Linked DNA regions of Homo sapiens: region 1 is linked to region 2. Evidence: read pairs that join two places in POLR2A ChIA-PET (ENCODE). Cell type or tissue: OCI-LY7. All regions are shown on one strand. Each heading gives the region's core, and the rest is flanking DNA. Links, peaks and the distances in the headings are about the cores only.

Evidence for each region. Peaks named below come from ENCODE experiments on the same cell type or tissue, not always from the same donor. Only the 100,000 strongest peaks of a DNase experiment are listed, where the experiment ranks them.
Region 1: POLR2A ChIA-PET joins it to region 2 with 5 read pairs; 4 of 35 experiments call an interaction of 5 or more read pairs at or near these places.

The regions. Positions count from the first base shown.
Region 1 is chr19:12,652,417-12,664,869 of GRCh38, forward strand. It overlaps MAN2B1 (mannosidase alpha class 2B member 1), which reads right to left. Exons shown (of 24, transcript NM_000528.4): 4 at 12,376-12,453; 5 at 11,287-11,419; 6 at 10,901-11,046; 7 at 8,844-8,960; 8 at 6,012-6,094; 9 at 5,808-5,928; 10 at 5,647-5,725; 11 at 5,030-5,139; 12 at 4,533-4,640; 13 at 4,155-4,271; 14 at 3,278-3,463; 15 at 1-44. Among named protein-coding and RNA genes, the nearest start is that of MAN2B1, 8.1 kb to the right of the region's middle. RefSeq lists a silencer at 4,905-5,105 and an enhancer at 11,996-12,453. In OCI-LY7, for the core only: a CTCF peak has its summit at 5,691 (motif pointing left); a DNase peak (open chromatin) is centred at 4,885.
Region 2 is chr19:12,476,082-12,492,143 of GRCh38, forward strand. ZNF709 (zinc finger protein 709) reads right to left here and starts at 8,735. Exons shown (of 4, transcript NM_152601.4): 1 at 8,574-8,735. The coding sequence starts at 8,576. In OCI-LY7, for the core only: no CTCF peak of the experiment used is centred there; DNase peaks (open chromatin) are centred at 6,590, 8,480 and 8,780; H3K4me3 peaks cover 2,824 bases; H3K27ac peaks cover 805 bases.

The sequences.
Region 1 (12,453 bases), core at 1-8,000, 170 kb after region 2:
TCCATCAACAGCCCTGTGTCAGGATCAAACGTTGCCCGGATGTGCTGGGCAGAAAAGGGTCCACAGATGGGTTTGTGTGTGTATGTGTGTGTGTTTTCTTTTTTTAATTTTTCTTTTTTCTTTTTTTTTTTTTGAGACTGAGTCTCACTCTGTAGCCCAGGCTAGAGTACAGTGGTGCAATCTTGGCTCACTGCACCCCCCACCTCCCGGGTTCAAGTGATTCTCGTGCCTCAGCTATCCAAGTAGCTGGGATTACAGGTGCCCACCACCCCGCCTGGCTAATTTTCATATTTTTAGTAGAGACAGGGTTTCACCATGTTGGCCAGGCTGGTCTCAAACCCCTGAACTCAAGTGATCTGCTCACCTTGGCCTCCCAAAGTACTAGGATTACAGACATAAGCCACTGTGCCCAGCCGGATTTTTATTTTTTTTTTTTGAGACAGAAACTTGCTGTGTCGCCCAGGCTGGAGTGCAGGGGCGCAATCTCTGCTCACTACAGCCTCTGCCCCTGGGTTCCAGCAATTCTCCTGCCTCAGCCTCCTGGGTAGCTGGGATTACAGGCACATGCCACCATGCCTGGCTAATTTTTGTATTTTTAGTAGAGACGGGGTTTCGCCATGTTGGTCAGGCTGGTCTCCAACTCCTGACCTCAGGTAATCCACCCGCCTTGGCCTCCCAAAGGGCTGGGATTACAGGCGTGAGCCACTGCACCTGGCCTGGGTTTTTTGTTTTTTTTTTTTTTTTGAGACTGAGTCTCGCTCTATCGCCCAGGCTGGAGTGCAGAAAGTGGCGTGATCTTGGCTCACTGCAACCTCCGCCTCCCGGGTTCAAGCAATTCTCCTGACTCAGCCTCCTGAATAGCTGGGACTACAGGCACATGCCACCACACCTGGCTAATTTTTGTATTTTTATTAGAGACAGGGTTTCACAATATTGGCCATGCTGGTCTCGAACTCCTGACCTCATGATCCACCCCCCCCTCAGCCTCCCAAAGTGCTGGGATTACAGGCATGAGCCAACACGCCTGGCCCCTTTTTTTCTCAATTTAAAATTTTTTTAGGGCCGAGCGTGGTGGCTCACACCTGTAATCCCAGAACTTTGGGAGACCAAGTTGGGTGGATAACCTGAGGTGAGGAGTTTGATACCAGCCTGGCCAACATAGTGAAACTCCATCTCTACTAAATTAAAAAAAAAAAAATTTAAATTTGTTTTCTAGAGATGGGGGTCCCACTATGTTGCCTGGGGCTAGTGTCCAACTCCTGGGCTCAAGCAGTCCACCACACCCAGCCATTCAACCTGATTTTTTTTTTGTTTGCTTTTGAGACAGAGTCTTGCTCTGTCCCCCAGGCTGGAGTGCAGTGGCATGATCTCGGCTCACTGCAACCTCCACCTCCTGGGTTCAAGTGATTCTCCTGCCTCTCCCTCCCGAGTAGCTAGGACTACAAGTGTGTACCACCACGCCCAGTTAATTTTTGTATTTTTGGTACAGACGAGGTTTCACTGTGTTGGCCAGGCTGGTCTCAAACTCCTGACCTCAGGTGACCTGCCAGCCTCAGCCTCCCAAAGTCCTGGGATTACAGGCATGAGCCAACGTGCCCACCCCAGCCTTTTCTTTTTTTCTTTTTTTTTCTTTTTTTTTTTTTTGAGACGGAGTCTCACTCTGTTGCCCAGGCTGGAATGCAGTGGCGCCATCTCAGGTCACTGCAAGCTCCGCCTTCCGGGTTCACGCCATTCTCCTGCCTCAGCCTCCCGAGTAACTGGGACTACAGATGCTCGCCACCACGCCTGGCTAAATTTTTTGTATTTTTGTAGAGTCAGGGTTTCACCGTGTTAGCCAGGATGGTCTCCATCTCCTGACCTCGTGATCTGCCTGCCTCGGCCTCCCAAAGTGCTGGGATTACAGGTGTGAGCCACCGCGCCCGGCCCCCCCAACCTTATTTTCAACCTCACCACCTCTTACCAGGGCCTTCCAGGGCCAGTGCAGTCAACCCCTTCCAGGTCCCTGCACTTCCACACTGGCTGCCTACAGTCTGTTCCCCACAACAGCCAGAGCACACCTGTGATACCCTAAGTCCCATCAAAGCCCTCCTCTGCTGCGGACCAGGGCCAACTTGGGCATCTGATGTGTGAACCACAATGCCAGAACTCACAAGACTTTTAGGGGCCTGTGGGAACGTTTTAACTTCTTTTATTTTATTTTAATAAAAATATGAAAAAGATGTTTTCTTCCTAACATGAACAGTCCTACTGCAGAACTTCTTTTATTTTATTTTATTGAGACAGGGTCTCACTTTGTCACCCAGGCTGGAGTGCAGTGGCATGATCTCGGCTCACTGCAACCTCTGCCACCTGGGCTCAAGCAATCCTCCTTCCTCAGCCCCCAAGTAGCTGGGATTACAGACGTGTACCACCACCCCCAGCTAATTTTTTGTAGAGACTGGGTTTCACCATGTTGCCCAAGCTGGTCTCAAACTCCTGAGCTCAGTAGATCCACCCACCTCAGCCTCCCGTGGTGCTAGAATTACAGGTATAATCCACGATGCCTGGCCTATTTTATTATTATTCTTTTCAGACAGGGTTTCACTCTGTTGCCAGGATGGAGTACAGTGGGACAATCATTACTCACTGCAACCTCGAACTCCCCAGCTCAAACAAACCTCCCATCTGGGCCTCCCAATTAGCTGGGACAACTCCTGGGCTCAAGTGATCCTCCCGCTTCAGCCTCCCAAAGAGCTAGGAGTAGACACATGAGCAACAATGACTGGCAAAAGCCAAAGTCTTCCTGTTGGTCCTCAAGGCCCTCAAGGTCTGACCTGTCACCCGTTCACCCTGCTTCAGCCACACTGAGCTCCTTGTGGCTCCTGGAATTCTGCACACTCTCCTGCTCGAAGGCTTTTATGCCTGTTATTCTCTCCCCACCTGGATCTCTCTTCCTTCAAATAGCCACACGGCTCCCTCCCTCAGGTCATATCTTAAATGTCACCTTTATCGGGAACACCTTCCCTGAAACGTCCCTGCCAAAATTGCGAACCACCACCTGCCACCAACTCTGACATGTCTGTCAAGTGTCACCCATGATCACACTGGGTCCTCATAACAGTCCCAGGAAAGGACACTGAGGCTCAGACAAAGGTCACTTGCTCAAGGACACACAATGAGGGGAGTTGTGACAGGAGGTCATAAGCCTAGGGACCTGCTGACCCAGAGTCCACACAGCTCACCATGACACTTCAAATTTGTCACAGGAGCAGGAAAGGGGATTGAAATGGGGTCTCACCTCATTTTCGATGGTTAAAGCAGGGGACCAGGATCTTCTGGGGATGGGCTGTGGTGCGCGGGCCTGGGGCTTCCAGCGAGGCACCTGGGCTACTGAATAGGTGCTGAAGCCCAGGGCGGGCAGTGAGGCTGAGAACAGCAGCTCCGGAGGGTGCGCCTGGCTGTCTGAGCTGGGAAATATTACCACCTCGGATAAAGGAGGAGGGAAACTGAGTCAAGAGTACCCATGGAAAGCTATACATGCATGGAGACAAAAAACTCAAGGAAGGAAAAGAGTCCTGAGATGGGGAAAGGAAATGGAGGTGTGTGTGGTGGGGGGACAGTCAGATTCCAAGGAAATGATTGCAGAGAAGATTCACCAGGTGGAAAAAAAAACCCACCGGGAGGGTGGAGAGACCATGGAGTCGGGGGAGTGAAGGAGGAAGTAGGGGAAGAAACCCTTGAGGCAGGTTCTCGGGGGAGGAAGAGGTTTGGGGGAGGACGTTTTCTGGAATGAAGGAGATGTCCATAAACAGCAATAAATTTTCCTGGGGAAGCGGGGTATTAAAATGGAGGACCAGCCAGGCACGGTGGCTCATGCCTATAATCCAGCAGGCGGAGTTTGAAGTGAGCCAAGATCGCGCCACTGCACTCCAGCCTGGGTGACAGAGCGAGACTCCGTCTCAAAAAAAAAAAAAAAAGGGAGGACCACTCACAGGAGGCATATGTTCCCAAGGGGAGACTGATATTAAGGGGCAGAGGGAGAAGATACAAGAGGGGGGAAGAGATATGCATGAGTGGGAGGTATTCATGGAAGCAGGCGATATCCATGGGGGCGATGAGGAAATGCCCACTGGGGGAGGAGTCCCAGCGGGGGAATATTCGTTGTTTGGGCTCACATCGCTGGGCACTGTCCTGCCATTGGGGTCCTTCACAACGAAAACGCCTTCGCTGACCGGCAGCCGTACCATCCAATTCACCTTCCGCCCCAGGGGATTATAAACGATGACCTGGAACTGGGGAGGCGGGGGTCAGAGAGGGCATGGGTCACAGCAGGCCTTCTCCAAACCCACCCACTTTGCACAGAAACACCCCTGGCTGGTCCTAGTGTGGTCACGGCACTTAAGGCCAAGCCCCCTCGAGATGCGTTGTTCTCTCTGCTGACCCAGCTTCGCAGCCCACGTAATTTCACTCCTGTATAGTCCTCCAAAAACATTTTCCAACTACCCCCTCTAAAGCCCATCTGCCCTAGATCCACCCCTCCCGTCCCGGCTCACGCGCGCCGCCGTCTGGCTGAGCGGGCAGATGCTGATGTTTAGCTGTTGGCAAAAGGTGAAGTGATCTTTGAAGCCTCTGAGCCGCGCCAGCGCGTTGCTCAGAAGAACCTGCGGAAGAGCGCAAAGGGACCGGTGGGTTCAGGACGCCAGGCCTGACTCCTCCCCTCTCCTCAGGCCCCGCCCCGTTCCGGTCTCTGTCCCGCCTCCCTCAAGAGTCGCCCCAAAACCCCTTCTAGCCCCACCCTGCTGCCCTTGACTATACCCCATAGCTGTCTCCGCCTCCTCTTGCCCACGCCCCGCCTCCTTCCCCCCTCCAAAGCCCCGCCCCGTTCCTGTATCTTTCCCCGCCTCCTACAAGCCCCGCCCCCACGAGCCCTTGTAGCCCCGCCACAGGGCTCTCGGCTACGCCTCACACCTGTCTCTGTCCCCTTTCCCAGGCCCTGGCCCCGCCCCTTCCTGTCTCCACCCCCGTGTCTCCCAAGTCTCGCCCCGCGCACCTCGCAAGGCCCCCAGCCTGCCGCAAGCTGGCGCGCGTAGTCGTTGGCCACGTGCTGGCGGGAGGTGCCGCTGACGGCGTCGTGATGCTGGAGCACAGCCATCGCCTCATCTGCTCATAGACAATGAGTCCGGTGAGGTTCTGTGGGACTCAGCTGAGACCCCAAGGGGAAGCGAAAGGTCCGGTGCTGGCGGGCAGGATTCTTAGAGGCTTTAAGAAGGAACTCGAGGACGGCTGGGGGCGGTGGCTCACGCCTGTAATCCCAGCACTTTGAGAGACCGAGGCGGGCGGATCACGAGGTCAGATCGAGACCATCCTGGCTAACATGGTGAAACCCCGTCTCTACTAAAAATACAAAAAATTAGCCGGGCGTGGTGGTGGGCGCCTGTAGTCCCAGCTACTCGGGAGGCTGAGTCAGGAGAATGGCGTGAACACGGGAGGTGGAGCTTGCAGTGAGCCGAGATCGCACCACTGCACTCCAGCCTGGGAGACAAATCGAGACTCCGTCTCAAAAAAAAAAAAAAAAAAAAAAAAAAAGAAGAAACTCGAGGGGGGCGGCCTAGGGGTGGTTTCCAACTTCAGCCGCAAACCTCTTCCCCTCTTGGGCCCGACACTTACTGAGGGGTGCACTGTCTCCGGAGCCATAGGGTCCCACGTTGGCCGCCAGGCCCACCAGCGCCTCCAGCTGGTTGCACACCTGGAGGCAGAGGGGTATGTTGGGGCGCCCAGCCTGTCGGGCCTCGGGGCTGCATGCCCCCTCTAGCCCGGCTCCTACCCACCTGCAGGAAGTTGTAGCTGAGGCGCTCGTAGCGTTTGAGGGCCGGCCGACTGGAAAAGTAACCGGTCCAGAACTGGTGGGGGCCATCCGCGTAAGGGAAGAAGTCGTCATGTTTCACTGACCTACAGCGGCAGGGGCATTGAGGGCAGGGTCATGACCCACGGGGCATGCCAACCCCCCCAAGCTCCCCAGTTTCCCCAAATACCAGGTGAGGTTGGCCTTGTTCAGCTCCCAGAGGTAACAAGCGGGGGTGGAGTAGAGAACATGGACACTGCTTCCTTTTGCCTGCTGCTGGGGGAGGCGACGGAGTGAGCCCTCGGGAGTCCGCACCTTCCTGGGGGCCCACACTTCCACACATGTGTGCACATTCATGCATCCCATAGGTTCAGTTTCTCTAAATACATATTTGGCGTGCAAGCCAATGGTTGGGTGTGAAAATGAATTTTGGCTGAAGTCAAACATGACCACTAGCCTTTTTTAAAAGGATTTCAGAGATGCAAGAATAAACCTGAAATTTTACTAAACTTTTACAATAATTCCAACTTTATTATTAAAAACTTTTGTGGAAAAACTAAGTGTGACATTATAGGGCAGGAATAATCGTTTTGCAGGACTGTCAGATTGTTACCAAAAAACACAACTTTTTTTTTTTGGGACGGAGTCTTACTTTGTTGCCCAGGCTGTAGTGCAGTGGCTCAATCTCAGCTCACTGCAAGCTCCACCTCTTGGGTTCACGCCATTCTCCAGCCTCAGCCTCATGAGTACCTGGGACTACAGGTGCCCGCCACCACACCCGGCTAATTTTTTGCATTTTTTAGTAGAGACGGAGTTTCACCGTGTTAGCCAGGATGGTCTCGATCTCCTGACCTCATGATCCGCCCGCCTCAGCCTCCCAAAGTGCTGGGATTACAGGCATGAGCCACCGTGCCCGGCCTAGACACAATTTTTATAATGAATGGAGGTGCACTTTCACCTGAGCAAGGTGGAGGAACAAGAAAGTGACCTATGTGAGGAAAAGGATGTTTGTTTTGCACGAGCTGTGTCCCCCAATGTACACAGTAGGTGCTCAATAAACTTTTTTTTTTTTTTTTTTTTTTGAGACTGAGTCTGACTCTGTCGCCCAAGCTGGAGTGCAGTGGCACGATCTCAGCTGGCTGCAAACTCCGCCTCCCAGGTTCCAGCGATTCTCCTGCCTCAGCCTGCCGAGTAGCTGGTCTTACAGATGAGTGCCATCACGCCCACCTAATTTGTAGTATTTTTAGTAGAGACAAGGTTTCACCATGTTGGCCAGGCTGGTCTCCAACTCCTGTCTTCAAGTGATCCGCCCACCTCAGATTACAATCCCAACACTTTGGGAGGCCAAGGCGGACGGATCACCTGAGGTCAGGAGTTTTGAGACCAGCCTGGCCAACATAGTGAAACCCTGCCTCTACTAAAAATACAAAAATTAGCCAGGGTTGGTGGCACATGCCTGTAGTCCCAGCTACTTGGGAGGCTGAGGCAGGAGAATCACTAGAACCCAGGAGGCAGAGGTTGCCATGAGGCAAGATCATGCCACTGCACTCCAGCCTGGGTGACAAAGCAAGACTCTTGTCTCAATAAATAAATAAATAAATAAAATTTTAAAAAGAAAAAATAAATAAAAATAAATGACATAAAAGAGCTGTTTTGGTGAAATAGCAGTGCTGGGAGCGAGTGGAAGGTGGGAATGGAGATTGCACCGTAGTGAGGACAAGATTGATGGGAAGGGGTGTCTGAGATGGGAGAGGGGAGACAAGTTTCTGTGCTGATGAGAGTGACTGACTGTGCACACAGCCACAGCCACAGGCCACTTAGTGCAAAACACTAACACATCTGTGTTGGGTAAAATGATAACTGCCCAAAAGTGTCCATGTCCTGATCCCCAGAACCTATTACCACATTAGATTACATGGCAAAAGGGGAATTAAGGTTGCAGATGGAATTGAGGTTGTTCATCAGCCAAACTTAAAGTAGGGAAATTAGGCCACACAGTGGCTCACATCTGTAATCCCAGCACCTTGGGAGGCCGAGCGGGGTGGATCACGAGGTCAAGAAATCGAGACCATCCTGGCCAACATGGTGAAACCCTGTCTACTAAAAATACAAAAATTAGCTGGGCGTGGTGGCACGCGACTGTAGTCCCAGCTACTTGGGAGGCTGAGACAGAAGAATCACTTGAACCCAGGAGGCGGAGGTTGCAGTGAGCCGAGAGCACGCCACTGCACTCCAGCCTGGGCGACAGAGCGAGACTCCGTCTCTAAGTAAATAAATAAAATGTGGAAGAGAGAGGCAGAAGAGGTGAGAATGAGAGAAAGGGATGTGATTACAGAAACAGGGTCAGAAAGATGCTATGTGGCTGGCTTTGAAGATGGAGCCAAGAATAGATTTTGAATGTGGGTAACTTCTAGATGTTGGAAAAAGCAAGGAAATTATATTCTCTCCTAGAGACTGCAGAAGGAACACAGCCTTGCCAACACCTTGATTATAGCCTGGTGAGACTCAGGCTGGATTTTTTTTTTTTTTTTTTTTTTTTGAGACAGAGTCTTTCTCTGTGGCCCAGGCTGGAGTGCAGTGGTACAATCTCCGCTCACTGCAACCTCCGCCTCCCGGATTCAAGAGATTCCCCTGCCTCAGGCTCCCGAGTAGCTGGGATTACAGGCACGCACCATCACACCCAGCTAATTTCTGTATTTTTAGTAGAGACAGCGTTTCACCATGTTGGTCAGGCTGGTCTCGAATTCCTGACCTCGTGATCTGCCCGGCTCAGCCTCCCAACATGCTGGGATTACAGGCATGAGCCATTGCGCCCGGCCTCATGCTGGACTTCTTACCTACAGAACTGTAAGACAATGTATTTCTGTTGTTTTGAGCTGCTAAGTGTGTGGTCATTTGTTATAGAATGACCACAATAGAACAATAGAAAACAAAGACAGCACTGAGAGCTATGCACATAACCCAAGGCCCCCGGATGCAAGCGCACATGTGCACAAGGGTACCACAGGGTAGGCGCACTGACCTGCGCATTTACCAGCCGGATGAGCTTGTCAAGGTTCTTGAACCACATGTTGGCATTCTCATATTGGAAGTCCGAGCCCATGGTCATCACAGTGTGGTTGGTGCGGTAATACCGGCCCTGCAGGCAAGAGGGGAGTCCTGAAGCCAGAGGATCCTGGGCCATCCCTGTGTATAGCTGTGTTTTGATGTATATGGGGTCAAGGATGTTGGGTGCACAGGCATGGGTGGGGGTATGGCACTTGGGAGCGTGGGGACACAGATAAAAGTAGCCACCAGTTGTTGAGCAGTTCTCTTGGACCCACTACCTAGAAGAGGGCATCCAGTCACCATGCCATGCTATCTCTTGCCCAGCCTATGCTATCTCTTCTAATGAGGAATGCACATAAATCCAGGAGGGGGACATTGTGATGGTGAATAGAATAGCATCTTCCTCCAGGGGGCATGAGAACATGATTACAGGGGCTCACACCTGTAATCCCAGCTACTCAGGAGACTGAGGCAGGAGGATCGCTTGAGTCTAGGAGTTTAAGACCAACCTGGGCCACACAGCAAGACCCTGTCTCAAGAAAAAAAAAAAAAATTAATCTAAAACAATTTTTTTTTTGAGACAGAGTTTCACTCTGCTGCCCAAGCTAGAGTGAAGTGACGTGATCTCGGCTCACTGCAACCTCCACCTGCCAGGTTCAAGCGACTCTCTTGCCTTAGCCTCCCAAGTAGCTGGGATTACAGGCGTGCGCCACCACACCCGACTAATTTTTGTATTTTTAGTAGAGACAGGGTTTCGTCATTTTGGCTATGCTGGTCTTGAACTCCTGACTTCAGATGATCTGCCCATCTCGGCCTCTCAAAATGCTGGGATTATAGGCGTGAGCCACCATGCCCAGCCATCAATTTTTAAAGAAAGGAAAAAAAAATTTTTTTAAGGAGAACGTGTTATGCCAGGCATGGTGGCTCACACCTATATCCTAGCACTTTGGGAGGCCAAGGCAGGAGGATCACTTGAGTTCAGGAGTTTGAGACCAGCCTGGGCCACATGGTGAGACCTTATCTCTGTGAAAAAATAATGTTTTTTAATTATAAAAATGTTAAAGGCTGGACGCGGTGGCTCACGCCTGTAATCCCAGCACTTTGAGAGGCCAAGGCTGTGGGTCAAAAGGTTAGGAGTTCGAGACCAGCCTGGCCAATATGGTGAAACCCCCTTTCTACTAAAAAGACATAAAACTTAGCCGAGCATGGTGGTGGGCACCTGTAATCCCAGCTACTCGGGAGGCTGAGGCAGAAGAATCGCTTGGACCCAGTAGGTGGAGGTTGCAGTGAGCCGAGATCGTGCCACTGCACTCCAGCCTGGGCGACAGAGTGAGTCTAAAAAAAATAAAAAAGGAATTCTCAATAAAAATGTTAAAAATAGACTAGGCACAGTGGCCCACACCTGTAATCCCAGCACTTTGGGAGGTTGAGGCGGGCAGATCACCTGAGGTCAAGACCAGCCTGGTCAACATGACGAAACCCTGTCTACTAAAAATACAAAAATTAGCTGGGTGTGGTGGCAGGTGCCTCTAATCCCAGCTTCTTAGGAGGCTGAGGCAGGAGAATCGCTTGAACCCGGGAGGCGGAGGTTGCAGTGAGCTGAGATCATGCCACTGCACTCCAGCCTGGGTGACAGAGCAAGACTCTGTCTCAAAAAAAAAAAAATAATAATAAATAAATAAAAATGTTAAAAATAGAGGCCAGGTGCGGTGGCTCATGCCTGTAATCCCGGCACTTTGGGAGGCCGAGGCAAGCAGATCACTTGAGCTCAGGAGTTTGAGACCAGCCTGGACAACATGATGAGACCCCAGTGCAAAAATACAAAAATTAGCTGGATGTGCTTGTTTGAACCCAGGAGGCAGAGGTTGCAGTGAGCCGAGATCGCACCACTGCACTCCAGCCTGGGTGACAGAGTAAGACTGTCTCAAAAAAATTAAAAATAAGGAGAACGTGTTAGGGGATGCCTGTACCATGGAAAGAGCTCATTGTATTGTATATACCGGACTCGAAGGTTCTGGACACCAGGGTTACCTGGGCAGTGGCCACATTTAGGAAGTAATCGACCAGCTCCTTGGCGTTGTACTCGGGGCTGCGAGGGTCCTCCACCAGCGGCTGATCGACACACAGCACATCCCAGCACAGATTCCTTGGCGGGTTGTAACCATTGGGAAGCACACCTGCAGGTCACACCAAGTTCAAGGGGTGGCCCATCACCCAGACCTTCCCTGGTTTCAAAGCCGGCCATGTCCCACCCAGGATGGGCTTCAGAATTTGTGTCCCAATGCAAAAGGAAATGCAGGGCCTTTGTTCCCAGACTATAGGAATTCCAGGACAGTGACAACAGAGCAGATATCAAGCCCAGGGCCCTTCTGAGTGTGTGGCACCATGGCTGGCCCTGCCCTCACCAAGCCCCCTACCAGTGAAGAGGTCCGCGGTCGGGGGCTTCAGGCTGGTGCTGGCCCGCCACACCTGCTCCATCTCCAGCTTCTGCATCCGTACCCACTTATCTTGATAATCAAGGCGCCCAAAGAAGAAGCCGTCGAAGCCCATCTGGGGATGAGGGAGGAAAAGGCAGTGTGAATTAGTGCCCAGCCCTCTCACCACCAAACTCCCCTCTGCTTGGGAGGGGCAGGTCAGAGCACAGGTTAAAAAGCAGTGCTAGGTCGATGTGGTGGCTCTTGCCTATGATCCCAGCCTTCTGGGAGGCCAAAACAGGAGGATCACTTAAACCCAGGAGTTTTTGAGACCAGCCTGCACAACACGGGCAGACTGTCTACAAAAAATTTAAAAATTAGCCAGGCGTAGTGGTGCGCTCTTGTAGTCTCATCTACTAGGGGGGCTGAGACAGGAGAATCGCTTGAATCCGGGAGATTGAGGCTATAGTGAGTTAGGATTGCACCACTGCACTCCAGCCTGGATGACAGCAAGACCCTGTCTCAAAAAACAAAAACAAAAACACGTAGGGCTGAAACAGAGAGGCCTCCAGCTTATTTCCAAGCTTGGGGAAGTTTCAGAACTCACCACCTTGGGCTAGCAGGGAGAGGGCGGGTCCAACATCAGAACCCAGGTTCACCTCCCCAGCACTGTCAAAGCGCAGAGCAGGCCTGACTCCAGGAATGAGGTTCCCCCTTCCACAGCCTGAGGATGGATGGGGTCTGAGCACAGGTAATGAACCTGTTTTTAAGGCAGCCTAGGCATCCACTTGCCACCCGGTTTAGGGAGGAGCCAGGACCCGAGCTAGTGGGTGGGGCCAGAACACCAAGAGGGGCCTATTAGGGGAGAGGGCGGAGCCAGCCGGAGCTGGGTCAGCCTGGGCTGGGCATAGCCGGCTGAGGCCAGAGCTCAAAAGCCACTGGCTTTACGGCTCACTCAAGGGGCAGGGCTTCAACAGGCCTAGGCCTGGGCCTGGTCCTTGTGAGATTGCAGGGAGAGGGCGGGGTTTGACTGGGCGAGGGAGGAGCCAGAGTGAGTGAAGAAGTGGGCCCAAGAGAGGTCCCGGGTCGCACCTGCGCAAACAGCGAGGCCTGCTCCCGAGAGTGGCCGAAGGGGTCAATGTGCCAGGCCACACGGGGTCGCCCATCATT
Region 2 (16,062 bases), core at 4,445-12,444:
TGGATCACAGAACTAAATGTAAAATCTAGGCCAGGAGCAGTGGCTCATGCCTGTAATCCCAGCACTCTGGGAGGCCATGGCAGGAGGATAGCTTGAAGTCAGGAGTTTGAGACCAGCCTGGGCAACTAAGTAGGACCCCATCTCTACAAAAAATACAAAAATTAGCCAGGTGTGGTGGTGCACGCTTGTAGTCCCACCTACTCAGGAGGCTGAAGTGGGAGGAGTGCTTGAGCCCAGGAGGTTGAGGCTGCAGTGAGCCAAGATTGCACTACTGCACTCTGGCCTGGGCAAGAGGGAGAACTTGCCTCAAAAAAAAAAAAAAAAGTAAAGTTATAGGATACTAAAAGTTAATGAAGAAAATCTAGGTGACCCTGGGTTTGGTGACAAATGTTTAGATATAAGCAAAATCCATACAAAATAAATCAGTAAGTTTGACTTCATTAAAATGCAAAAGCTCCTTCTCTATGAAAGCTCTGTGTTAAGAGAATGAAAAAGACTCTAGAGCCTTTTGCGGTAGGGGGACCCACTTAAGGTGGGCCAATTTGCAATTAACAGCATAAAGTGGTTAAGTAAAATTTATAAACAAGGAATATGTTGCCTCCAGAACATCAAAAGAACCTAGAAGATGCTGTGGGTAGTCAGAGGGACAATAGCTATTTCATAGTAGTGTCAGGGATGGAGCGGCCCTCCTTTTACCAAATGGTTTTTAGGAACTTAACCAAAACATAAAGGTCTCTTATTTTATATATGGGGCAATGGACTTTTTGTAAGCTCTATTTTTTTTTTCAGTATTTATGTGTCCTGAATGAATGCCAAAACAATGTCCTCAGACAAGGCTGTCATTAATGTAATATCATACCTGTGTTCTAGAGAAAGGTGGATGCAGTTCAGATTTTGCCTGCAAAGACTGTGCAACAGCAAGGCTGTTGAGGTTCCCTTGGGAAACTAGGTAAAGTTATATAATTAGCCTGTGAGATGGTGAAATCTGTGAGATCAGCTGGATGGTGTCAGTAATTTCCATGTTGGATATTGGTATAGGGGCTTAATGGGTGGGACCACAGCATTAAGGTTATGGTAATCCATTGTGGGTTGCCATTCATTCTCTCCAAGTTTAAGAAAGGCCAAACTGTACTTTTAAAACGAGAAGCACGGGGAATAATCACTTCCTCACTAAACAAGTTTTACATAATACTTTTCAACCCTTCAAGGCCCTGTTCAATTTATATTGAGCCATCATAACTAATTTAACTGGGGAGTAAGTTCCACAGGGTCTCATTCTGTCAAGCCAGTTTGTAAGTGCCAAAGATTTAATTTAAATTTCACTTATGACTCACTGGTTTAGAGTTTACCTGTTCATTCTGGCGTATTTTAGGACACTGGGTGCCATGAACATGGGGAATTTAGGCACAGTTATGATGGCTAAGATGAGACATACTTATTTGTCTTCTATTTTATATTCAGTAACTCCCTTAAGATTATCAGGGGATACCTTGCTTAAATTTTAGTGGGTCTCCCAGGTATAACCATAATTTGAGCCCTTGTATTGGCTAATCCTATAGTGTGTTAATTAATACATTACATAAGATGTTAAAATTAATACAGAACCTATGATATAGAGGCTCTTTTATCTTTTTTGCCGTCTAAATTCCTTTAGTCTATTTGGAATTTCCAATTGGGTCAAATTGTGGACCTCTTTTTCAGCATTTTTTTCTTTTGTTCCTTTCCTTCCTAACATGTTTGTTTTGTTTTTGTTTTTGTCCCTGGATATATTTTGACAGCAAAATCCTCTCTACAGGGGAGGGGTGTTCTTTTCCCTCCAGAGAGCCACAAATCACTATTATCAGGCTTAGGGGCCTGTCCCTCATGGTTGCTTTATAAAGTTTAAGCACCTGGGCCTTAAGCTGGCTTTGAATGAACCCTTTGCAATGCTGCAGAGGAAACATGAGTGTGCCCTATAATCCTGAGGGTCAGCATCCTTGCTGCAATAGAGCAACAGCAGCAACACTTAAGGGTCCTTGGGAGCCCTGTGCTATTAGGAGTGTGGACTCGGCCCACCATCTAACAGCTGCCTTTCCCCCTCTCTTTTGTCTCTTTTTCAAAAATGACTGCTCTGGCAGGTAGTCTTTCCCATGAGCACCTTGTATGCCAGGTCAGCAGCAGTCACAGCTTCACTCTAAAACACACAGATAAGTCCAGGCCAAGAAACACTACCCAGGACCACTTTAAGGAGTATCAAATCTCATATTCCTCTTCAAAAAAGCCAAGGAATTATCAAAACGGCCAACTCCAGTTGGCTAAACATAGAACCCAGACTTGGCAGGGCTCAACATGCAGCACAGAGTAGCACAACTCAAAGTAGTAGCTTCCCAGAAAGCAGCAGCTGAAAGTGCATGCTGGCCATCAGGCAACAGAGCAGGTAGCAATTCAGTGCAAGAGAAGACAGACCCATGGGGTGACAGTCAATGTCTGAACACCATGCTCATGGTAACAATTCCTGTGTCGTTCCAATGTTGACACTAATAACAGCGTGGAGAACAGACACCAAAGGGTATGAAAAGACTCACTACTGTGATCATTGAGGTCTTGGGGAAAGCAGGGCAGGCTGCCCAAGCAGGTGTGACATAGCTTCAGAGAGCAAAGAAAGCCTCCTGGCCTGGGTTTTTATTGTAGTTTGGGGGTGGGGCTACAAGAGAGTACCTGCTCAAGGGCAGGAGCTTCTGTGGTTTGAATTTCCTGCTCCCAGACTTTTTCAGCTTGCCCAGGTGTGCAGCACGAGGAGAAGAGAGAAGGGTGACGCTTATGATGTGCACAGCCAAAATCAAAACATGCAGAGTCCAACTACTCATTACAGAACCAACATGAGTATGAAAAACATGCATTTGCAATTGCTTATTTTTATAAAAAGAAACACTGACAGTATGCTTAAGAAATTATTAAAAGGCCAGGCACAGTGGTTTATACCTATAACACCAGTGCTTTGACAGGCTGAGGCAGGAGGATTGCCTGAGCCCAGGAGTTCAAGACTAGCCTGAGCAACATAGTAAGACTCCATCACTACAAAAAATTTAAAAATTAGCTGGGAGTGGCAGCACACACCTGTAGTCCCAGCTACTGAAGAGGCTGAGGTGGGAAGATCACTTGAGCCCAGGAGGTTGAGGCTGCAATGAGCTATCATCATGTCATTGTACTCCAGCCTGGGCAACAGAACAAGACCCCATCTCAAAAAAAATAAAAAATTATCAAAAGTGAGTATTTGGGGGGTGGCTAGAGCAAGTGCCCTGGCTGGACTGGACCAGAATATGCTGGCAGTGAGTCTTTTCAAGTTAGACTCAACTATTGTGGATTTTTTTCTAACTTCCACATGCATGATTTCTTTAAAATAAACAGCTAAATTTAAATAAGCCATATTTTACTACTTAATAATCTTCATTTTTAATCAACTTACTTTTGCTTTTTAAATTTTGATTAAAATTTTCTACGTATGAAACAATCCTAAGACTTAATCCAGGCCGGGTGCGATGGCTCACGCCTGTAATCCTAGCACTTTGGGAGACCAAGGCAGGTGGATCGCGAGATCAGGAAATCGAGACCATCCTGGCCAACATGGTGAAACCTCGTCTCTACTAAAATACAAAAAAATTAGCCGGGCGTGGTGGTGCACGCATGTAGTCCCAGCTACTCGCGAGGCTGAGGCAGGGGAATTGCTTGAACCTGGGAGTAGGAGACTGCAGTGAGCTGAGATTGTGCCACTGCACCCCAGCCTGGTGACAGAGTGAGACTCTGTCTCAAAAAAAAAGACTGAATCCAGCTGGGTGTGGTGGCTCATACTAGGGAATTTTGGTAAGCCAAGTTGAGAGGATTGCTTGAAGCCAGGAGTTCAAGACCAATCTGGTCAAGAGAGTGAGACCCTGTCTCTACAAAAAAGAATATATATATATAATTAGGTGGGCATGGTGGCTCATGTCTGTAATTCTAGTTACTTGGGAGGCAGAGGTGAAAGGAGTTCAGGGCTGTAGTGAGTTATGATTGTGCCACTGTACTCTAACTAGGACAACAGAGCGAGACCCTGTTTTTTAAAAAAAAAACAAACAAAAACTTAATACTTTAAGCACTGACAATTACAAAAGTGAAAAACTTTCAAATCTCTTTCTAACTATAATGACAAGGTGCATTATTATGTGTCCTACCATCTCACACTGGGAGGTGCTATTGGGAAGGAGTAGCATATTATAATGCATTAGCATTTTATCTTAAGTATGTTAGGATTTTCAAATATATATATAAGCTTTGAGTAGTTATTCTACCAAATAAAGAAGTTCAGGCCAGGTGCAGTGGCTCACGCCTGTAATCCCAGCACTTTGGGAGGCCGAGGCGGGTGGATCATGAGGTCAGGAGATCAAGACCATCCTCGCTAACACGGTGAAACCCCGTCTCTACTAAAAATACAAAAAATTATCCGGGCGTGGTGGCGAGCGCCTGTAGTCCCAGCTCCTCAGGAGGCTGAGGCAGGAGAATGGCGTGAACCTGGGAGGCAGAGCTTGCGGTGAGCCGAGATCGCGCCACTGCACTCTAGCCTGGGCGACAGAGCAAGACTCCGTCTCAAAAAAAAAAAAAAAAGTTCAATTGCATTTTCCTTTCAGTTCCAGTGGAAATTCATTTGCAATAGGAATCATATGGACTTTGAGGTTTTTTCGTTTTTGTTTTTGTTTCTTGAGACAGGGTTTTAATCTGTCGCCCAGGCTGAATGAAGCACACTGACTCAATTTTGGCTCACTGCCACCTCTGCCTCCCAGGCTCAAGGGATCCTCCCATCTCAGCCTCCTGAGTAGCTGGGACTACACCCAGCTAAAATTACCACACTTGGCTAATTTTTTTTTTTTTTTGTAGAGACAGGGTTTCGCCATGTTGCCCACGCTAGTCTCAAACTCCTGGGCTCAAGCAATCCACCTGCCTCAGCCTCCCAAAGTGCTGGGATTACAGGCATGAGCCACGATGCCTGGCCTCTTTTAAATTTCCAAGTACTCTATGACATGCACATACAAAAACCGATCTAAAAATGAAAAATGTACCTGAGAATGTAAATACATTCATCTCTTATCTTGAGGTTCTCTTGCCTAAAAGAAACAAATATTCTGTTTGGTTCCAGAGTTTTCTTTTTTTTTGTTTTGAGATGGAGTCCTGCTCTGTTGCCCAGGCTGGATTGCAGTGCACAATCTCGGTTCACTGCAACCTCCCCTGCAACCCGGGGTTCAAGCAATTCTCCTGCCTCAGCCTCCCGAGTAGCTGGGATTACAGCCACCCACCAAAAATTACATGTCTGGTTAATTTTTATATTTTTAGTAGCGACAGGGTTTCACCAAGTTGGCCAGGCTGGTCTCGAACTTCTGACCTCAAGTGATCCTTCTGCCTCAGCCTCCCAAAGCGCTGAAATTACAGGCGTGAGCCACCACACCCGGCCTGGTTTCAGAATTTTCTTGCCTTAGTTGCATCATACCTTTCAATCGACTTACATTTTCAAACCCAAGAAACAAAATTTAACACACTCACATATGGAATAACATTAAAAAGTGTTAACAGAAACTAGAATTCAGCTGCTGTAATAGTCAGCAAATAAAGGAATCCAAAGGGAAAAAAAAACACCAGCCTGGACACAGTGAGGATCTACAAAAAATTTACAAATTCAGGTGTGACAGTGCACACCTGTAGTCCTAGGTACTTGGGAAGCTGAGGTGGGAGGATCATTTGAGCCAAGAAAGGTGTTCGAGGTTACAGTTAGCTATGATCACACCACTGCACTCTAGTCTGGGTGACAGAGTGAGACACTGACTTAAAAAAAAAAAAAAGGGAAGGAAGGAAGGGGAAAGAAAGAAAGGAGGAAGGAAAGGAAGAAGGAAAGGAAAGGAAGAAGGAAAGGAAAGGAAGAAGGAAAGGAAAGGGAAAGGAAAGCCAAGCCACATCTGTAATCCCAGCACTTTGAGAGGCCAAGGTGGGAGGACTGTTTGAGGCCAGCAGTTTGAGACCAGCCTGGCCAACAAAGTGAGAACCCACCTCTAAAATACACACACACACACACAAACACACACACACACACACACACACACACGCTCCCTCTCCCTCTCCCTCTCTCTCTCCCTCTCCCTCTCAAGTCAGCTCAGACTAGCAGACTGCTTCTCCACAATTCAGAAGGAAAACCCACACTCAGAAAGCTAAACACATACACAAGCTTGGGGCCCACATTCTTGCTGTTGGGCAACAACCTTTAGAGTGAGACAGTCCCTGGTGACAGAGGGCAGGGGCACCTGAGGAGCCAAAGGAATGAACTCAGCGAGCTCCACACATTCCCTCACCCCTGGTGACAGGGAAATCGCCCCTTCAATTGTTGTAAGTGAGGAAACTCTCAACTGGACTGAGATTAAGGTTCTGACCCAAATGAACTCCCCAGTTCATTCATCCTGTGTCCAGGAGACAGATCTCCTGGCCTTTACAGACTTTCTCACTATAGAAAAATTACACTGAGTGCACCTACACAACAGATGCAAAACTCAAACCTAATGTCTAAAAATAGGCCCAAGGAAACCACAATTATGCCCTCAGGAAGGGCATCACTGGATTCAGCCAATCCCCCAACGTGCATTCAGATCCCCAGCTTTCCAGTGCTCAGCAGCTTCTCTCAGTACAAAGGGCTCCTTCCACAGTAGGTATGAGCAGGTAGGACACCTGCAGGGGAGGCTCCCTAGGAAGAAACAACTGGGCCTTCGATTACATCCCTTGGGAGACCCAAGGGTTGGTCTTAGAGCTTGGAGTCACTGACCTGAGTCCTCTTTGCTCTCCAGTCAAGTGACCTGGACCACTACTGATATTTACATGAGACAAACCCTGTGTTTGAAGAAATCAAAGGGGAGGCTGAGGCAGGTGGATAACCTGAGCCCAGAATGGAATTCCATTTGAAATCACCGAAAAGGAAAGAACAGACCTGAGGAACTTGCTATACATTCTCAGAAGAAAAAAAGAGAAACAAAAATTTTTAATAAATGCAATATCATACTGGGATATTTCATTATTATTATTTTCTGTTTTTGAGACAAGGTGTGAGACCTTGCTCAGCCTGGAGTGCAGTGGCATGATCAAGGCTCAAAGCAGCCTCAACTTCCCAGGCTCAAGCAATCCTCCCGCCTCGGCCTCCCAAGTAGCTGGGACTACAAGTGCAGGCCATTACGCCCAGCTAATTTTTTTTTTTTTTTTTTTTTTTTCTAGTAGAGATGAGGTCTCTCTATGTCACCTAGGCTGGTCTTGAACTCCTGAGCTCAAGCGATCCTCCTGACTCAGCCTCCCAAAGTGCTGAGATTACAGGCGTGAGCCAACGCTCCTAGCTTGATATTTTATTATTTTCTGAAACCCATCTCTTTCTTGCCTCTTTGGAAATATTTTACATCCACTCTAAAGGTTTATTTTATTTTATTTTTTTATTTTTTTGAGACAGAGTCTCACTCTGTCGCCGAGGCTGTAGTGCAGTGGCGCAATCTCATCTCAACTGCAACCTCTGCCTCCCGGGTTCAAGTGATTCTCCTGCCTCAGCCTCCTGAGTAGCCGTGATTACAGATGTGCACCACCACGCCCGGCTAATTTTTTATATTTTTAGTAGAGACGGGGTTTCGCCATGTTGGCTGGGCTGTAGGTCTCCTAATTACGTATATTTTACATTTTTTGAGAATCAATTAAGTGAGTAAATCTTTTCAAGGTGATAAGCCCAGGGAGGGGAAGTGCTGCGCTGGAAAGGACAGATCTCCCAGAAAAGTTTCCAAAAAGGAGACTCAACCCAAAGGAGTTCCCATAGGATGTCAGGTCCCAGGAGAGATACTGGCAAGAGAGGCACAAGCATTTTACACGAGGTAGCTTCAAGTCCTTCTCCTCTGTTTTCCTCTCATATAAATACCCCAAAGCATACGTTAAATCTTTTTAAAAGAACCATCCATTCCTCTGTACAAAAAGGATAATTAAAATACTGCGTCTGGTTGAAATAACGACGTTGTGAACTGGAGAGAAGACATTGGCATTTGAAAGAGATCTAGAAATTTAGGGATTTAATCCCAGCTCTGGGAAGAGCCAGGCTGGAGGACACGGTCGTGGGTTTGAGATCTGGCTTCCCATACACTTGGAAACCTTGAGAAACGAGTCCTCCCTTGGGAAGAAAAGAGGGACTGAGGACCCCACACAACACTGCTCCTCCCACGCACGAACCCCACGACCGAGACGGGATTCCCTCCATGACCCTCCCGTGCCCCAGCACAATCTGGGGAGACGCGAGGCTGCGGGCTCGGAGCTGCCCAGAGAGGGCTCCGGGACTGGGGCCGCAGTCGCCGCGCAGGGACTTGACAAGACGTCCGGGGTCCCGGCTGCCGGCCCAGCCCCATCCTGCGGCCAAAGAGACCGAGGGCCGAGCTGCGCCAGGAGGACTCGGGTCCACAGACCCGGGAGACAACGGCGGGGAGGCCTGGGTCCCACCACAGCCAGATCCGGCCGGTTTCAACCCGCCCCTCTCTCCCATCTCAAGACCCCCAGCCCCGCACACTTACCATTTCCCAGACTCTGGGATGTCCTGGTGTTCTGTTTACCTCTCCCGCGGCCAGCACAGGTCCTACCTCCACCTGAGGCCCTTCCTCCACCTGAGGGCCTTCTGGGGTGAGGAGACCCCAGAGCGGAGCGCAGCGGCTGGTAGCCACGCCCTCGCCGTTTGCGCAGCGCCCCTCCGCCCGCCTTCCCGGCGGCGCCCCTGATTGGACATTGCACTCTTGGACCCGCCTTCGTTGCCTGAGTGACAGCTAGTAGGGAAGTCGCGTCTCTAAGCAACCTGCATTCGTCCGGGGTCAGGAATCTGTTCCCCTGCCACGGATATTTGCGTCTAAGCAGAATTTGTTAACGTACCCGGGGTCGGGCACTGGTGTCTTCCTGCAGCTCCTTCTGAGCGCGGAGACACAAGCGTGCACAGCGCAGGAAATTCCAGGCTCAGTTTCCAGAAAAAGGCTCTTTGTCCACAGCGAAAAAGGACGCCCGGGCCATGCCAGACTAGAACGGAAGGGTCAGACGCTCCCAGACTTAGCATAAGGCTGCGAGGCCATTCATGGATTTCTGACTCTTGTTTACAAATACAGACACTTAGAGTGACAGAGTGACCTCATCATACCTAACAAAGAGTGACTACGTTTTAATCTTTGACAACTGACAGGGTTTAGGCCGTCACCCATCCCTTCCCTCCCCCCACACTTTGCTCTAGTGGGAAGTTTGGACCCCACAGCCCTAGTCTGAGAGAAGGAGTTCCTTTTTTTTTTTTTTTCGGTAGAGATGGCGGTGGTGGGGTGGTCTCACTATGTTGCACAGGCTAGTCTCGAACTCCTGGGCTCAGGTGATGCTCCTTGGCTTCCCAAAGTGTTGGGATTACAGGCATGAACCACCGTGCCCAGTGAGGAATTATTCAGTTAAACCCAAAGCCATGAGATGTGTTCAGTAAAACTGAACACTGGAAGGATATTTATTTCGGACCAGTTTTTGACTATGTCCCTAGAGAACTTTTGTGGATCCTTTATGTTTGTTTGGTTTGTGGTTTTTGTTTTTGAGACAGGGCCCTTCTTTGTCCCTCAGGCTGGAATGCAGTGGTGCAATCAGAGCCCCCTGCAGCCTCGACCTTCTGGGCTCAAGCAATCCTCCCACCTCAGCCACCTGAGTAGCTGGAACCTCAGGCACGTGCCACCATGCTTGACTAATTTCTTTCTTTCTTTTTATTTTTATTTTGTAGAAACAGCATCTCACTATCTCACCCAGGCTGATCTTGAACTCCTGGGCTCAAGTGATCTGCTGGCCTCAGCCTCCCAAAGTGTTAGGATTACAGGCATGAGCCACTGCACCCAGCCCCTAGAGAATTTTGAAATGTAAATGGCTATGATATCGATAAGGCAATTAATTCCATTTTCACTGAGATTATTTAAAAAACCACAAAAGATTATGTAAATTTGGCATGTACTAGGAAACTCAATATACTTAAGATATTGGATCAAACCTACTAATGGGCAGGGCATGATGGCTCACACCTGTAGTTCCAGCACTTTAGGAAACTTAGGTGGGAGGGCTGCTTGAGCCCAGGAGTTTGAGATCAGCCTGGGCAACATAGTGAGGCCCCCCCCTCCCCCATCTCTAAGAAAATTTTTTAAAAATTAGCAGGGCATGGTGGTGCACACCTGTAGTCCCAGCTACTGGGGAGGCTGAGGCCCGAGGATTGTTTGAACCCAGGAGGTCAAGGCTACAGTCAACTGTGATCCTGCATTCCAGCCTGGGTGACAGAGTGAGACCCTGTCAGAAGGAAGGAAGGAAGGAAGGGAGGGAGGGAAGGAAGGAAGGAGGGAAGGAGGGAAGGAGGGAAGGAGGGAAGGAGGGAAGGAGGGAAGGAAGGAAAGAAGGAAGGAAGGAAGGAAAAAAAAAGGAAACCCCTGTAGCCTTTGGCTGTCACTGTCCTATCTTCCCATCTTCCTCCTCCAAGCCTCTGTCCTAAGCAACCATTAATTTACTTTCAGTTGCTATATAGCTTTCCCATTGTAGACTTGGAATGGAATCATATACTATGTGTTCTTTGTGAGATTAACTTCATTCACTTAGCATAACTGTTTCAAGGGACATTTACATTGAAGTTTGTATCAATACTTCATTTGTTGTTTACAGTAAAACAATATTTCATTGTACCAATATAGCCCATTTTGTTTATCCATTCATCCATTAATAGGCATTTGGTTTGTATCCACCTTTTAGTTGTTATTAATAAGGTTGCTATAAACATCCATGTACAAGTTTTTCTGTAGACATAGGATTTCATTTGTCTTGGGAATACACTTAGGAATGGAATCGATGGGTTACATGGTAATTCTATCTTTAATCTTTGAAGAGCTGCCAGACTCTTCTCCTCTCCTTTGGGAAATTCTATTACACACATATTGGTCAACTAAATAGTGTCCTGCATATTTCTCAGGCTCTGTTCATTTTTCTGTTTTCTGTTTTTGTTTTTTTAAGATGTAATCTTGTTATGTTACCCAGGCTGGACTGCTTCAGCCTCCCAAGTAAGTGGGACTACAGGTGTGCACTAGCATGCCCAGCTTAAAGAAATAATTTCTATTTTGATATGACACCTGCAGATCCCCCTCCCTCCCCCAAAAAATCTTTTTTTTTTTTTTTTTTTTTTTGAGACGGAGTTTCACTCTTGTTGCCTAGGCTGGAGTGCAGTGGCACAGTCTCGGCTCACTGCAACCTCTGCCTCCCAGGTACAAGTGATTCTCCTGGCTCAGCTTCCCGAGTAGCTGGGATTACAGGCACCTGCCACCATGCCCAGCTAATTTTTTTGTATTCTTTATAGAGACAGGGTTTCACCATGTTGGCCAGGCTGGACTTGAACTCCTGACCTCAGGTGATCCGCCCACCTCGGCCTCCCAAAGTGCTGGGATTACAGGCCTGGGCCACCACGCCTGGCCCGAAAAATCTTATTCTCCAGTTATCTCCTGAAAAACAGTAGGCCTACAGTCTACACTATATCTTGATTAAATTCCTAGATCTCTTCCCAATTGATTTTCACTTCTTTTTTGAAACAGACTCTCACCCTGTCACCCAGGCTGGACTGCAGTGGCGAAATCTCAGCTCACTGCAAACTCCACCTCCTGAGTTCAAGCGATTCTCCTGCCTCAGCCTCCTGAGTAGCTGGGGACTACAGGTGTCCGTCACCACTCCAGCTAATTTTTGTATTTTTAGTAGAGACCGGGTTTCACCATGTTGGCCAGGCTGGTCTCGAACTCCTGATCATAGGTTCACGCCATTCTCCTGCCTCAGCCTCCCGAGTAGCTGGGACTACAGGCGCCTGTCACCACACCCGGCTAATTTTTTTTGTATTTTTAGCAGAGCTGGGGTTTCACTGTGTTAGCCAGGATGGTCTCGATCTCCTGACCTTGTGATCCGCCCCCCCTTGGCCTCCCAAAGTGCTGGGATTACAGGCGTGAGCCACCACGCCCGGCCCACTCCTCCACTCTTAACCACTATTCTCTTTTACAATTTTATACCTTTGCCTTTTTCAGAATGTCATATAAATGGAACACAAAGTAGTCTTATTAGTCCTGTTTTCAAATTTGACGACTTATTTGTAAACATTGATACAGTACCTGCAGTGTTCTGAGTTTTTTTGTTTTTTTTTTTTTTTGAGACAGAATTTCACTCTTGTTGCCCCAGCTGGAGTGCAGTGGCGCCATCTCAGCTCACCACAACCTCCGCCTCCTGGGTTCAAGCAATTCTCCGGCTTCAGCCTCCCGAGTAGCTGGGATTACAAGCATGCACCATCACACCCGGCTAATTTTGTATTTTTAGTAGAAACGGGGTTTCTCCATGTTGGTGAACCTGGTCTCAAACTCCCGACCTCAGGTGATCCGCCCGCTTCAGCCTCTCAAAGTGCTAGGATTACGGGTGTGAACCACAGTGCCCTGCCAAGTTTTCTATTTTTGACAGTGCCCAGTACAGGTGGTGGCACACATTCGAACTTCAAAACTGAGAGATTACGGGGCTGGGCACGATGGCTCATGCCTGTAATCCCAGCACTTTGCTTCAGCCTCCCCAGTAGCTGGAATTGCAGGCATGTGCAATTTTGTATTTTTAGTAGAGATGGGGTTTCTCCATGTTGGTCAGGCTGGTCTCAAACTCCTGACCACGTGATCCGCCCGCCTCGGCCTACCAAAATGCTGGGATTACAGGCGTGAGCCACTGCGCCCGGTCTATATTCTGGTTATTAATTCCTTGTCAGATGGGTAGTCTGCAAATATTTTCTCCCATTCTGTAGCTTGTCTTTTCACTTTGTTGTACAGAAGCTCTTTACTTAATGTGACCCCTTTATCTATTTTTGCTTTGGTTGCCTGTGCTTGTAGGGTATTACTCAAGAAATCTTTGCCCACTCCAATGTTCTGGAGAATTTCCCTATATTTTCTTTTAGTAGTTTCATAGTTTAAGGTCTTAGATTTGAGTCTTTAACTGATTTTGATTTGATTTTTGTATATGGTGAGAGAGAGGTCTGTTTCATTATTTTGCATATGGTTATCCAGTTTTCCCAGTCTCTTTATTGAAGAGACTGTCCTTTTCCCAATGTATGTTCTTGGCACCTTTGTCAAAAATGAGTTCACCATAGATGTATGGATTTATCTCTGGCGTCTCTATTCAGGAGTTTAAGACCAGCCTGGCCAACATGGTGAAACCCTGTCTCTACCAAAAATACAAAAAAATTAACTGGGCACAGTTGTGTGCACCTGTAGTCTCAGCTACTCGGGAGGCTGAGGCAGGAGAACCGCTTGAACCTGGGAAGCGGAGGTTGCAGTGAGCCGAGATCACGCCACTGCACTCCAGCCTGGGTGACAGAGTGAGATTCCATCTAAAAAAAAAAAAGACGGAGAGATTCCATTAGCACTGTGGGCTATAGGAATGTAGGCAAGACCTTGTGCTCCCTATACTTCAAATTTTTCATTCATAAGATAGGACGTATGGTTGGATGGGGCTAGTCAAATGAAATACTAATGATTATATCACATTAATTTCCAATGACATATAGTGAGATGCATATATGTCATTGAAATGTTGGACAAAAATTAGGTTTTAATTGCTCTCTAGTAAAACACAAAGCTGTTAACTTTTTTTTTTTCCATCTTCCCTAACGTGTGCTGGAGGTCTACCATATGGAAATGATACCTGCGGACAGTTTCATGGGCTTTTGGGTCTTTGTGGATCATTGAAACAAAAATTACCCAGCTACTTCTCTTGTTTAAAAAAGCATTAAAGATTGAAAATGTCAAATATACTTTTTTTTTTTTTGGTAGAGACAGAGTCTCGCTCTGTCGCCTAGGCTGGAGTGCAGTGGCAAACTCGGCTCACTGCAACCTCCGTCTCCTGGGTTCAAGCAATTCTCCTGCCTCAGCCTCCCAAGCAGCTGGGACTACAGGTGCACACCGCCACATCCAGCTAATTTCTTTTGTATTTTAGTAGAGACGGGGTTTCACCATGTTGCCCAGGCTGGTCTCAAACTCCTCAGCCCAGGCAATCACCAGCCTCAGCCTCCCAAAGTGCTAGGATTACAGGCGTGAGCCACCGCCGCCAGACATATACCTTATTTTTAACTAAATTGGGATGAAAATCAAAATAATACCCTCTGTCTGTAGCTTGCTGCAATTCTAACTTGGATAATTGCCCTCTAAACATCCATAGTTCTTTTGGATTTGTCAACTGGGAAATCACTGTGGATTTGGCTAGATATCACCCTGTTCATCGGAAAAACCTGAGATGGTTTGCACTATGCAGATGACTGTTACCTTTCTCCAAACTGGGAAGAACTCCATGGTTTTCTGATTACAATTTGTGTCATTCAGTCTCCAGTAAATGCAAAATTATAATGTCAAATAGATGAGATCAATGGAATAGAATTGAAATCCCAGAAATAAACTCATATATATATATACATACATATATATATATACATACATATATATATATATGTATATATATATATATATATACTCAAATGACTTTCAAAATGCTGCCAAGAATATGCAAAGACTATTGTTTTCATAAATTGGTGCTGAGACAACTGGATAGCCACATGCAAAAGAATGAAGTTGGACCCCTACATCACCCAATATATGGTAATTCACTGAAATAGATCACAGACCAAAACATAAGAGGTGAAATTATAATAATCCTAGGAAAAAAAGGTGGGAAATATTGATAATCTTGGATCTGGCAAAGAATTCTTACATATGCAGGCCGGGTGCAGTGTCTCATGCTTGTTTTCCCAGCACTCTGGGAGGCCGAGGGGGCCGGACAGCCTGTGGTCAGGAGTTTGAGACCAGTCTGGCCAACGTGGTGAAACCCCATCTGTACTAAAAATACAAAAAATTAGCCTGGCATAGTGGTGCATGCCTGTAATCCCAGCTACTCAGGAGGCTGAGGCAGGAGAAACACTTGAACCCGGGGGGGTGGAGGTTGCAGTGAACTGAGATCATGCCACTTCACTCTAGCCCGGATGACAGAGTGAGACTCCATCTCAAAAAATAAAAAAGAATCCTTACATATGCAGCCAAGTGTGGTGGCTCATGCGTGTAATCCCAGTACTTTGGGAGGCCAAAGTGGGAAGATCACTTGAGGTCAGGAGTTTGAGACCAGCCTGGGCCACATAGTGAGACCCTCGTCTCTATTCAAAAAACAAAAGGAAAAAAGAATTCTTACATATGACAGCAAAAGCAAAAATTGATGTGTGTGTGCAATAGAATACACACACACACATATATATACACACACACACATAATTTGGGCCTCATAAAAGTAATAGCTTTTGTGCTTCATAGAACACTATCAATATGTTGAACCAACCCTGCACCCCTGGGATAAATCCCACTTGGTCACGATGCATTACATTTTTAATGTGTTGTTGAATTTGCAAATATTATAATCCTATATCTGGAAAAAACTAAAGACTCCACCAACCAGCACTTTGGGAGGCCGAGGCAGGTGGATCACGAGGTCAGGAGTTTGAGACCAGCCTGGCCAATATGGTGAAACCCTGTCTCTACCAAAAATACAAAAATTAGCTGGTCATGGTGGCATGCACCTGTACTCCCAGCTACTCAGGAGGCTGAGGCAGAAGAATCGCTTGAACCCAGGAGGTGAGGTTGCAGTGAGCTGAGATCGTACCACTGCACTTCAGCCTGGGCGACAGAGTGAGACTCTGTCTCAAAAAAAAAAAAAAAAAAAAAGACTCCACCGAAAAACTATTAGAAATGATAACCCAATTCAGTAAAGTTCCAGGATACAAAATCAACATACAAAAATCAGTAGCATTTCTATATGCCAACAGCAAACAATCTAAAAAAGAAGTCAATAAAGTAATCCCATTTATAATAGCTACAATTAAATACCTAGGAATTAACTTACCCAAAGAAGTGAACAATACCTACAATGAAAACTATAAGACATTGATGCAAGAAATTGAAGAGGACAAAAAAATGAAAA